Regions from separate parts of the Homo sapiens genome. Here region 2 is linked to region 1. Evidence: chromatin loops called from intact Hi-C (ENCODE). Cell type or tissue: heart right ventricle. All regions are shown on one strand. Links, peaks and the distances in the headings refer to the core of each region. The heading gives the core; the rest is flanking DNA.

What was found. A loop is a pair of places that touch in the nucleus more often than their neighbours do. Peaks named below come from ENCODE experiments on the same cell type or tissue, not always from the same donor. Only the 100,000 strongest peaks of a DNase experiment are listed, where the experiment ranks them.
Region 2: a loop joins it to region 1, with 4 times the contacts of the local background. A loop is called at or near these places in 1 of 110 quality-filtered maps.

Annotation. Positions count from the first base shown.
Region 1 is chr19:31,311,832-31,317,207 of GRCh38, forward strand. All of the region lies in intron 1 of TSHZ3 (teashirt zinc finger homeobox 3), which reads right to left. Among named protein-coding and RNA genes, the nearest start is that of TSHZ3-AS1, 7.3 kb to the right of the region's middle. In heart right ventricle, for the core only: a CTCF peak has its summit at 3,201 (motif pointing right); DNase peaks (open chromatin) are centred at 393, 4,710 and 4,986; H3K4me3 peaks cover 888 bases; H3K27ac peaks cover 1,635 bases; H3K27me3 peaks cover 367 bases.
Region 2 is chr19:31,180,090-31,185,465 of GRCh38, forward strand. All of the region lies in intron 2 of LINC01791 (long intergenic non-protein coding RNA 1791), which reads left to right. It also overlaps a transcript of TSHZ3 not described here. Among named protein-coding and RNA genes, the nearest start is that of LINC01791, 15 kb to the left of the region's middle. In heart right ventricle, for the core only: no CTCF peak of the experiment used is centred there; no DNase peak of the experiment used is centred there.

The sequences.
Region 1 (5,376 bases), core at 102-5,101:
TCCTGTCTCAGCCTCCTGAGTAGCTGGGACTGCAGGTGTGCGCCACCACGCCTGGCAAATTTTTGTATTTTTAGTAGAGATGGGGTTTCACCATATTGGTCAGGCTGGTCTCGAACTCCTGACCTCCAGTGATCCGCCCGCCTCAACCTCCCAAAGTGCTCGGATTACAGGTGTGAGCCACTGCACCCGGCCAAGCCACTCCTCTTTAAATCCTGGCTTCTCCATGTCATGGCCTTTGAGTCTCAGTTTCCCCATCTGTAAAACAGGCATGGTGACACCAATGTTTCCCAGGGTTGCTAGGAGAGGAGCACTGGACAAAAAGAGTGTTTTGCAGGCTGCTCTGTGCTGTGCACACCACTGCTGAGAAGAGGCCCATCTTCCCTCCCACGGCTGGAAACTATGAATCAGCAGATGCTGGCTTAGGTCAGAGAAATAAGCACAGAACCACAAAAGAAGGATCTAGAGCTATGCTGTCCATGGGGCTAATGACTGTGTTGTCCATGGGGCTATATATGTTTAAGTTAATTAAAATTAAACAAAATGTAAAGTTCAGATCCTCCATTGCACTCATCACACTTCCGATGGGGTAGTCCTATCGGACAGCTCAGGGCAGCAAATTCCCATCAGAGCAGGACACTCCATTGCTGGCTGGAGGGGACTTCTCCTGTTGCTTCCTGAACCCCTTGGCTTCCTAATGTCCTCTCTCTTCCTCTTTAGAAAAGACACTTTCCTACAGAAACAGTTATTAACCCTTTTGGGGCTTTCAGGGCCCCTTTGGGAAGTTAATCGAAGTCAGTGTTCGCTGAAATCCAGAATCTTTCAGAGTGTGGGAGGAGTTCCACCGGTGGTACAAGAAAATATGAGGTGGTTCATCTTGAATCACACGGTAATAAATTACTCCCTTGTCAGTTCCATCTTTTTCCCTCTGATTGCTTCAAGGAGAAAGTATCCGGTGGGTGCTATTGGTCTTTAACACCTCCCCAACACTTGCTAATCCCCCTTTTTAAAGAAGAGAGATAAGGCATTAGACTCCGGTAGGAAGGCAAGAGAATTCAGCTAGGATTTAATGACATTGTTTGATTTCACGGCGTTTATTTTTATGGTTATTTTCCCTTTATGGCAAGTGATTCTGGGTCTTCATTTATAGGAGTGACACACTTTCCTTTTAAAAATAAATTTATTTGAGTTAAAACGTGTGTAAACAGTAAGTTCAGGCAGTGCATGTGGTATGCAGAAACGTCAAACAGCATGACAGGTTTGGGACTCAGGATGCCAAACCTGCTTGGGGGCAAGGAACAGTCACAGAGGCTTCCAGAGGAGACTCTGCGGGAAGCCCCAGGTGAGGGCTTTGCTCTGCTACCAGCGTTTGCTGTTAGCATTTCCACACCCGAGATTTGGAAGGGAATTTGTCAGGTTTCTATTAAAACCTCTGAATGTCCAGTTGGAGGAGGTAGTGGTTATTAAACCTCAATGTTCATAAATATGCTAATAAAAATGTAAAATTTGCAGTGAGCCATTATCAATCACAGACAGGATGCTCCACCTTTGAACGATGGCCCCCATGCCTGGCTGCTGACCGGGAGCTGGAAGCCAAGTGTGCACCGCTGGAGGGCAGCGAGGAGTCTGAGCTACATGCCTGCCACGTGCGGATGTGGGCACCTGGCAGGGACTAGGGTGGCCACGCTCCTGGCACTGCGTACCACCTGCCTGTTGGGCTGCGGAAATGGTTCCTGTCCCCACACATATGCCAGTGCCTCTGTGAGGGTGAGGCCCATCCACCTCTCCCAGACACCCAGGAAACAGGCAGCGACATGTGACATGTGAATTCACCCTGAGTTTGGACAGATTGGTGAGAGTCCCCTGAACAACGAAATGCATGGCCGTAGCCATTCAGCAAACGAGAAGGATCCTGGGACTTGAAGGATCCCTGCTCCTTGCCCTAGAAAGGCCCCATCGGAGCCAAGCCTTTCATAGCCATGCACTACCAGAAGTGGGGTATTATCGAGAAGGGTATGGCACTGAGAGTCCGGGTACCTGCATCCTGGCACCGACACTCACTTACCAGGCTGCAACCTGCAGCACACAATTGGAAGTCTTTGCGCCACAGAATTTCACTTGTAAATCAGGTAATACCTTCATCTCGGGTAATGACGGTGAGCCTTTCTCTCTGCCTGCTTCCCAGGTCCACATTTGGGAAAGGCAGGTCAGACCCCCTCGTGCCTGCCTCTCGAGTGGCTGTTGGGCTCACCGGATGCAATTGGAAGATGCTTGGTGGATGATGATGACATGATGACACAGGGTTGCCTCCCTTGTCCCCTAGACAACCAGAAAGGATGCCTCCTTCCGGCTTCTAAGGCCAGGACTAGAGGCCTTCTTTCCCTACAGTCTGCACGAGAGATGCTGAGGCCAGGCCCCAGCCATGCCAGCCTCCTTTGCCAAGCACTGCTACATGCAGGCAAGGGTGTTTCCAGAGCCATGGGAGAGAGAGCGGGCGGCAGGGAGGCATGGTCGGCCATCACTGCAATCCTGAGAAGCCACATGGGCAGCGGCCGGAACCGTGTCTCACCTGCACGGTGGGGCTCTGCCTGCACCCCTGCTTCTGCACAAGTCCATCCCAGCTATCTGGCTGCTCACCTCCTTCTGCCCAACCTTCTCAGGGCCGGGTTTCTGATGCATTGTGAATCATTTCTAATGACAGGATTTCACATCCCCTTGTGATACTACATTCTTGTGCATAACTTGTAATTTGAGTGATTGTGAATTGTTCCGAGTGCCAGATTCGTATTTTGCAATAGATCAGGGTTTTATTCATATGTGAGTGCATAATTTTGCCTCAAGATGCGTTAGATTACATTAATTAACTTTGTAGCCAGAATGGGAGAAATTAACCGTTTGGATGAACCTTGCTCTGTAATCACCGTCATTCTCAGACCCCTTGAGTGTCCACCTCCGGGGCTGTCTGGAAGAGCAGGCAGTGAAATAAAAAGAAGGGGAAGGAATTTGGGGGCACAGCTCCAGGGGAAGGCTCAGCTCATGGCCCCTGGGAGAAGCCAGGCTCCTGAGACACTGGAGGTGCTTACCTCTATGAGAAAGGACGACGGGTCCTATATCCCTCTGTGTGTTTCTTCTAAACTCTACAGATGCGTGCTGGACAGATAGAGAGCATGGGATGTAATCCCAAGCAGGGAATCCTGCCACCAGGGGTTGCTGCACTGGACACTTCTGTCCTGGGCACAGATCAAGGGAAGAAAGCAACTCTGCCAAGAGATGTCTATCACCTATGCTCTCCCCGAGCGGCCAGCAGAAATGTATGAGCTACCTGGAACAGATGCTGAAAGGCGCATTATTTGGAATATGACCAATCCAACTTTCCTTTCATGATATTTATTTTTTGTTTCTTTTTCTTTTCTCTTTCCCCTTCTCCTTCGAGGCTCACATCAGCCATCCAATTTACTGACAGTATTGACCTCTTATAGAGGAGATTCCCCCAGCCCCGCCCTGTCCCAAAGCGTCCCCGGTCTGTTCATCACTTGGGACTGATAAGTCCATTTCTCCTCCAAAGGGTGGAGCTTGGCTGGGGGTACTCAGGAAGCTCTACTCCTGGGGGCGGGGTGCTGGATACTGCCAGGTGGCAGGACACATCATATCAGAGCCAGGCCAGGCCGCAGCAGTGGGGCCCCTCCTGCCCTCTGCCAGGGAGCTGGGTGTGTGCGCCCTAGACTTCCCTCACTCGCCACCCAGCTTGGATGGGCAAAGCACTAAAAGGTAAATATGAGAAATACAATTGGAATTATGATAAACAGAAATAAAAAGGGGCTAAAATCAGAAAGGTTTTGTGAAAAGAAAAACGGCTGGCAATAAAGCTGAAAACAGCAGTGCTCCGAGGCAATTTAGACTGCAAAACACAAACCATTAAGTTTGTGCATTATCTTTTAATTTAATCTTGAATGATTTATAATCCATCACGCAAGGCTTCAACCATATCCAATTATTCTCTGCTGCTTGATTGACAAGAAAGGTGATTTATTAAGCTAATAAAAAGTGATGTGAGCTGAGCTCATATAAAAAATAACCAGCCGGACAAAGACTTTAAAGAGACATCGACCATTTTTTTTTCCCACAGAGAAGGGTTTAGTCACTTTTACCCATTCAGCACTAATCAAGTAGCAACTTGGGAGAGAGTGGCAAGGTGTAATAATTACTGCTATATAAAACTAGACTTGCACTTCGGGTGGGTGTGTAAGGAGAAGGAAATAAATATTAAAACAGATAGAAGAAGTCTGACGCCCCTAAGAGAGTCCAAAATGCAGGAGGATCTCAAAGTCTTCAGTGATGAAAGCAGCACCAACACCAGCAGCTTTGTTTTCAGGGAGGGAGGCAGGAGTTCCCTGCTACTTAAAATGCCTTTCCCATTTTCCAGGGGGAAATCTGCCTAAATCTCCCAAAGCCTGTTTGTGAGAACTCCATTGTGTTTTCTGCAGCAGTAACACTGGAATGCTTGTATGCATGAATTAAAGGGGAAGACGGCACCTCTAAAGTCATCTCCTGTAATTGTTTACCTAATGCTGCTCGGAGACTCTGGGGAAAAGGCAGGTTTGCAAGATGAAGTGGTGTGTACGAGGCCTCTCCTCATACACAACAGGATGCCACTTTAATGTCCAAGATGCTGGCGTGTTTCAGTGAGCACAGCACTTCAGGACTAATGATGCAATCAAGCCTCTTGCAATCAAACAGCCTGGGCTGGGGAAATAGTGCTATTTGCGGCAGCCGCTGTGTCGTGTACTAAAATTTTCTGGAACAGAGAGGAAATAAGAAAGTAAAAAAGCAAAATTCTAAATTTTCATGGGGGAGAGGAGGGGCTGTTAGGGAAGGAAATGTTCAAGTGTCTGCTTTCCACCTCATGGAAAAGTGGGAAAAGCAGAGAGGGAAAGAATGGGGAGAGAGAGAGAGAAGGAGAAACAGGCAGAGAGAGACAGAAGCCAACCCCCGCCCCACCTCAGCTCACTGTACGCTGTGTCACTGAACAGTCTTTCTAGTCGTTTTCCCGTTTTATTTCTCAATTATTTGAGTCACATATGCTCCGGCCAAATATTCTCTGCTTGCTTTTATTTTCTACTGCAACCCATATTACCTACAGTATATTAAGCAATCTATAAGGGCCTGGCACCTTCTATCAATTTGAAGAAGATGATGCCAATGATTTGCAGAGGAATTACAACAAAGAAAGGACCACGGGAGTTGAAATTTAGTCGCAGGAGACTTTTTTCCAGGGACAAAATTCTCTTCTCCAGGATTTTTTTCATCCGTCAACAAAATCCAACGGGTTTTTCTTTTTACCAGCCTCCCTCCCCTCCAGCTCTCTGGGCATGCCCCCAG
Region 2 (5,376 bases), core at 158-5,157, 130 kb before region 1:
GAGTTTGTTTGTGTTCCTTACCCCTCTGTGAGCTCCTCTAGGTAAGTTTAGTATCTGATTATTACTGTAGACTAGGGCTTGGCAGTGTCTAGCAGGGTATCTGCTACTCAGGAATTGCTAAGCCAATGATGATTAGTGAGTGAATGAATGAATGAATGAACGAATGAATGAATGAATGAAGAGTCTGTGACTTCCAGTCCTAGATAGCAAGGTACGGGCTGTACACCTGCTTTCTACAGAGCCTGGCCCACCATAGGCACTTAGCAAATGTTGGAGATAATCCAACACAGTGGCACCGTGACATTTCTGTTTTCTCTGGTGCACGTTTCCTCACATCTAAACATGGACTGAAAGACATCCAAGCTTTTCAAAGCTATGTGGTTTCCTGAAATTTCCACAAGCCCAAACTCTGAGCTAAAAGTGAGGATGTTTGTCCTGTGTCTCAATGCTGCACATGGAAACTCACAGCCCAACATAGCTCAGAATTGCTAATCACCTTGGGATTGTTGTGTTAATAAGTGAAAATACAGAAACACAAACCTGTCTTCCTGTTAATGTTAATTTTGGTCCCAAAAAATGTTGCTAAAACATATTGACGGGCATGTCACAGATGTTCCTTCTTTCATACATGCGAGATGCTGAATGTGAGAGCTGGACGCTTTGACAGGATTTCTGTTGCTTTTATGATAACCGCCATCAGGCCATCTTCCTACCACTGGGGCCCGGCCCTTTATCTGGCCATTCTCCTGTGCAGAGGCTCACGCTGGGGCAGGCATGTAATTCTGTATCTACTACCACAACCTGCACAATAGACTGATAAAGGTAAGCAGCTTGAAAAAAGATGAGCGATGTCACCATCTTGTCAACTCACCTGCTAATTTCAGTATATGCAGAACATCTGTAACAGCCTGCTTGGTGGAGGACTAAGTTGAATCTCAGGTTGTTCATTCCCAGAGCTCATTAGGGGGAGAGATGACACAATGGCAGGGCAGGTGGCTCTCCAGTTTGACACCAAGGTTTTTAACTCATCTGGGTAGCAGAGATTTAGATCCACTTACCAGTTTTTGAAGAATCAAGCAGAACAGCACCAACTTCCCTCATCTTGCAGTGGCCATGTTTAAGCATAAGAAGGTGTCTCATGATTTAGCGTGATTACCAAAGAGGAAACCCATCCAGAATCTTCTGGCTTCATGGCCTTTTCCTTACCATGCAGGAAGCAGATTGGCAGGGACCTCAGCAAAGGGGCAGGGTAGGTTCTGGTAATATTTTAGGCCTGGTAATATTACCAGGGGTCATGTTATCTGTTTTGGAAGATGTACCATCTGAGCAGAGAGAAGAAGGGTTTTCTCCATGTCTAAGGGGTTTCTTTTAGAATCCCTCTGCAGTAGCAGTGCTCTGTGGCTGGGTCAGAGGAGAGAGAGAACCACCGTAGTGGCTTGGGGAGGGAGAACGGAGACAGTGGGGCATTAAGGAGCTAGACTTATGCCAGCTACCAGGAAGAGGCTCTATGCTAAGCAGAAAGCATGGGCATCCCCCTCCAGACCCACACCAGCAGAATTTGTGTTTTGTTGGTGTGCCCACAGGCTGACAGAAGAAATGCAACAAGGAAGAAAAATGCAATGAGGAAGTGAAGGTACAGTCCCAGGCCAGGGGACTTGGAAAGTGGCCTTCTGCTTTTTTTTGTTGTTGCTGGACATTTTTTCTTTTTGCAATATTTTCAGCCAATTTCATCAAATGAAAAATTGCCACCTCGTTGTGGATGCTTTATTCTGGCTAATTAGCACTGATGAGGAATCCTGGGTCAAGCTAAGGACACAGCTACATGCAGGACTCCAAAGAGAAGCCAGAAGGAACTGGAGTCCTGGCCAGATCCTCTAGAGTCCGTGCTCCTGCAGGCATCTCCACTGCAGGTGAATGCAGTGTCTGTCATCCCCACTGCAAACCATGATTGTTCCCATATGGATTGAGGCATCCTGAGAGCCGCATGCTCTACATAGAGATAAAGTAATTTTTACTATTCCTCCAATGTGGAATAGGAACTTGGAGAGTGAGCTCCATCAGTCTCTGCCCAGATTTGGAGAAAGAACCCAGATAGAACCACCTTTTCCAGAGGCATTGAGAGCAGGTTCAAGCTGGGGAAACATCTTCCCAAATAAACATTTCTGTACCGATGCTGTGAATCCAGCAAAAACGAAGAGTGCATGGAATTGTTGGCCAGATGCAATCTCAGAGAGCTCTTGTTCCAGGGAGAAATGAATCCCTCAGACAATAATCCTCAGCTCCTCCTAGCTGCGCCCAGCTGAAGTCTGCCTAGGGGATAGTGGAAGGCACTGTTTCACTCCACAGTTTTGGAAATGTGCATGCAACATTTCTAGGTCACACCAAAATGCACAGCCCGTGATGAAAAATCCAAATCCTAGGCAGGTCTGAGGACCGACCCTAAACTCCCAACCCAACCCAAGAACCTCATTCCAAGTGCTTCTAAGGAAAGCAGAGAGTCAAATAGAATCCCTCAAAGGAAAGGAGAAGCTAGCTGGTGTTTCTTGCAATGTCAGACACGCCTCAACTTTCCCTTTAGAATGGCTTTCCTTTGCAGATAGAAGTGTATTGCTTTAACCCATACAACACGTGTCCAATGTGTTAAAAGAAGATAAGTTTCTTAGACAAAAAAATACATATGTAAGACTCTAATTCACAGAGGACAAGTAAAGTGAGACTCATGGGCCCTAAAATAGGTATTGTGATGTTTAATTTTATGTGCTAATTTGACAAGGCCACAGTACACAGGTAACTGGTCACACACATCTGGATATTGCTGTGAAGGTATTTTTTAGATGAGACTAACATTTAAATCATTAGATTTAGAGTCAAACAGGTAAATCTCCATAATGTGGGTGGGCCTCATCTAATCAGTTGAAGGCCTTAAGAAAAAGAGAGATTTTGCCCAAGGAAAGGGGAATTCTGCTAGTAGATTGCCTTTGGATCTGAACTACAACATCAACCCTTCCCTGAGTCTCCAGCCTACCAGCCTGCCCTGCAGATTTAGGACCTGACAGCCTCTACAATCATGTGAGCCAATTCTATGAGATTCTCTCTCTCTCTCTCTCTCTCTCTCTCTCTCTCTCTCTCTCTCTCTCTTTCTCTCTCTCTCTCCATCCTTAGAGGACAAAAAGAAATTAGCCTTTGCCAGTGTAGGTGCTGTCATAATGACACTGATTCAACACATGCCTTTTCCCTGCAAAGCCTGAAGGCAGGGTGCCTCGACACCCGGCTTAGGTCTTCTCATTTTCATGAAAGATATGTTGCATGAAAAATGGCATTCTGAGGCTCGTCTTGCTCTGAGTGAAGACTACTCTGAGAATCAGAAAACGAAACACTAGCCAGACATGGCAAAAAACAAACAAACAAAAAATCTTAATTGCTCGAATTGCCACTGAAACCAACCTTCCAGAGAATTGCCTGACTCTAAAATTGGAAGGCCACAGAAAGGCAGCAAGCAGGTTGGGAACCAGGTGTGTTAGGGGGTTTTCTTTCCTGCATTTCATTGTTTTAAAGGCGTCTTGATCCATGGGTTGCAATATGGCTCAACCTGTAAGGAGGGAGAGGTGAGAGGTCAGCCACCCTCTGCTGTAGGGAGCTGATGTTTCCACCTCTTACATTTCGATGAGCAAGACATTTTGCTTCTTCATCCCCCAAAAGGAAGAGGTGAACAGGCGCTGGAGTGTTTTGACTGAAGAGTCTTTGGTGTTCCCTTTCTAATAAAGGGCCATATATTAGTGCCGAACAGTCATTTTTTTGAGCACTAAAGTAATACCAGTACTCTCATTGCTCAAGAAATTGCTGAGCAAAATCTTCCAACAATGTGTCTCCCCGGCATTCCTTAACCCTATTGATAATGATAAAGTCTCATAAATCTAGGTAAATCTTTAATTACGCCTTCAGAACGTGACGATATTATGACCGTGATATAGTCATAAAGGGCACATTCAAAATTAGCTCGGTATACATTTTATGAATATGTAAAAGGGTAGAGGTGGTGAGAGTTCAAAAGCAAAGACCAAAAAAGGATGTATTTTTTCTTTTTTGTTGCAATCATCTGTTAAGACGGGATCTTATTTTCTTTTTTAAGATAATTGTAGGAAAAAGCTCTCTTTCTTGTCTTGTATAGTTTTTATTAAAATCCAAAGCACCAACTTTGTGAAGAGCCCTATTTCATGTTACAAAAACTGCGAGATTAAATAGAGGGAGTATTTTCTTCTGTGTTGAAACACCTTTTGGCCTAAAAATTGTTCGTCCTTGTATTAAATGTGTGTGAAACATTTATGGAGAGAGGCATTTCTTTGCACTGTTTTACTGAGGCCGTAACAAAGCTTAGAGTTTGTTTCATACTCTACAATCAGGGTGATTACAGCCTCATCTGTCTCCCACCCCTGCATTTGGTTAGTAGCCCTATGCAATTTATTTTTATCTTCAGCCAATGCATATATTTTTACTTGTGTGAATAATAGGGGAAAGATTAAGTTCTTTTATTTTGCTAATTAAACTGCATTTTTCTAAATCTCATGAGGTAGTAAGTGACAGAATTAACAGGAGCACTTTGCAGAGTTTTGCTATTTTCCTGATTAGATTAGAGGTATTTGATATTGAAGTCAGAGCTGATGAAGTGGTTTCCTCGATGTGAATGAATGCATGACCCTAGTTTATCACCGCGGCTTCATAAAGAAGTCTTCCTTACTGTCAAGAAAGCCCAACCAAGAGTGAAAATGACATTAGCAAAAAGCTAAGCAAAAGGTCAGCAGAGCAGAATGAGAAGGGAGAAGGAAAAAATGCATTCCTCTGCCTCTTTATTTTTCCCCCCAAGGGGTTAAGGAAGATTGCTCAGTTACAACCTCTGTGCTGAGCAGAGCAGGGTGAGCCTCAGAACTGTACCCTCCTGAGACAGGGACACCTTTCTCAGCCTCTAGAGTTTGAAGGTAAAAATTTTATGTTAAAAAAACAAACAAGGAAACAACAACAAAAAAAAAAACACAAGGGGAATAGAAATGCAGAGCGAGGAAAGCTCCAGCTCTCCCTTCCCTTCCGCCAGTGGCCGCCATGCAGACTTATTCCCATAAGCATCTCCAGACTCCTTTGGGCTATCCTGGGCCTCCTCCGGAGCTGGGCTTAAAGCTCTTCTTCAAGGCAGCCAGGGGCCAACTGAAGGCAATAAGCAAAGGCAACTTCTCCCTCGCTTCCTCACACCTTCCCTTCCTCACACCTTCAAGCTCCCCAACCCCAGCTTCCTAGCCCCTTAGGGGAGGGAAGTAAAATGAAGGAGTGATGTCAGACAAACCAGAGGGGAAGATCAGAATAGGGGTGTGCTTTGCCAAATCCTCT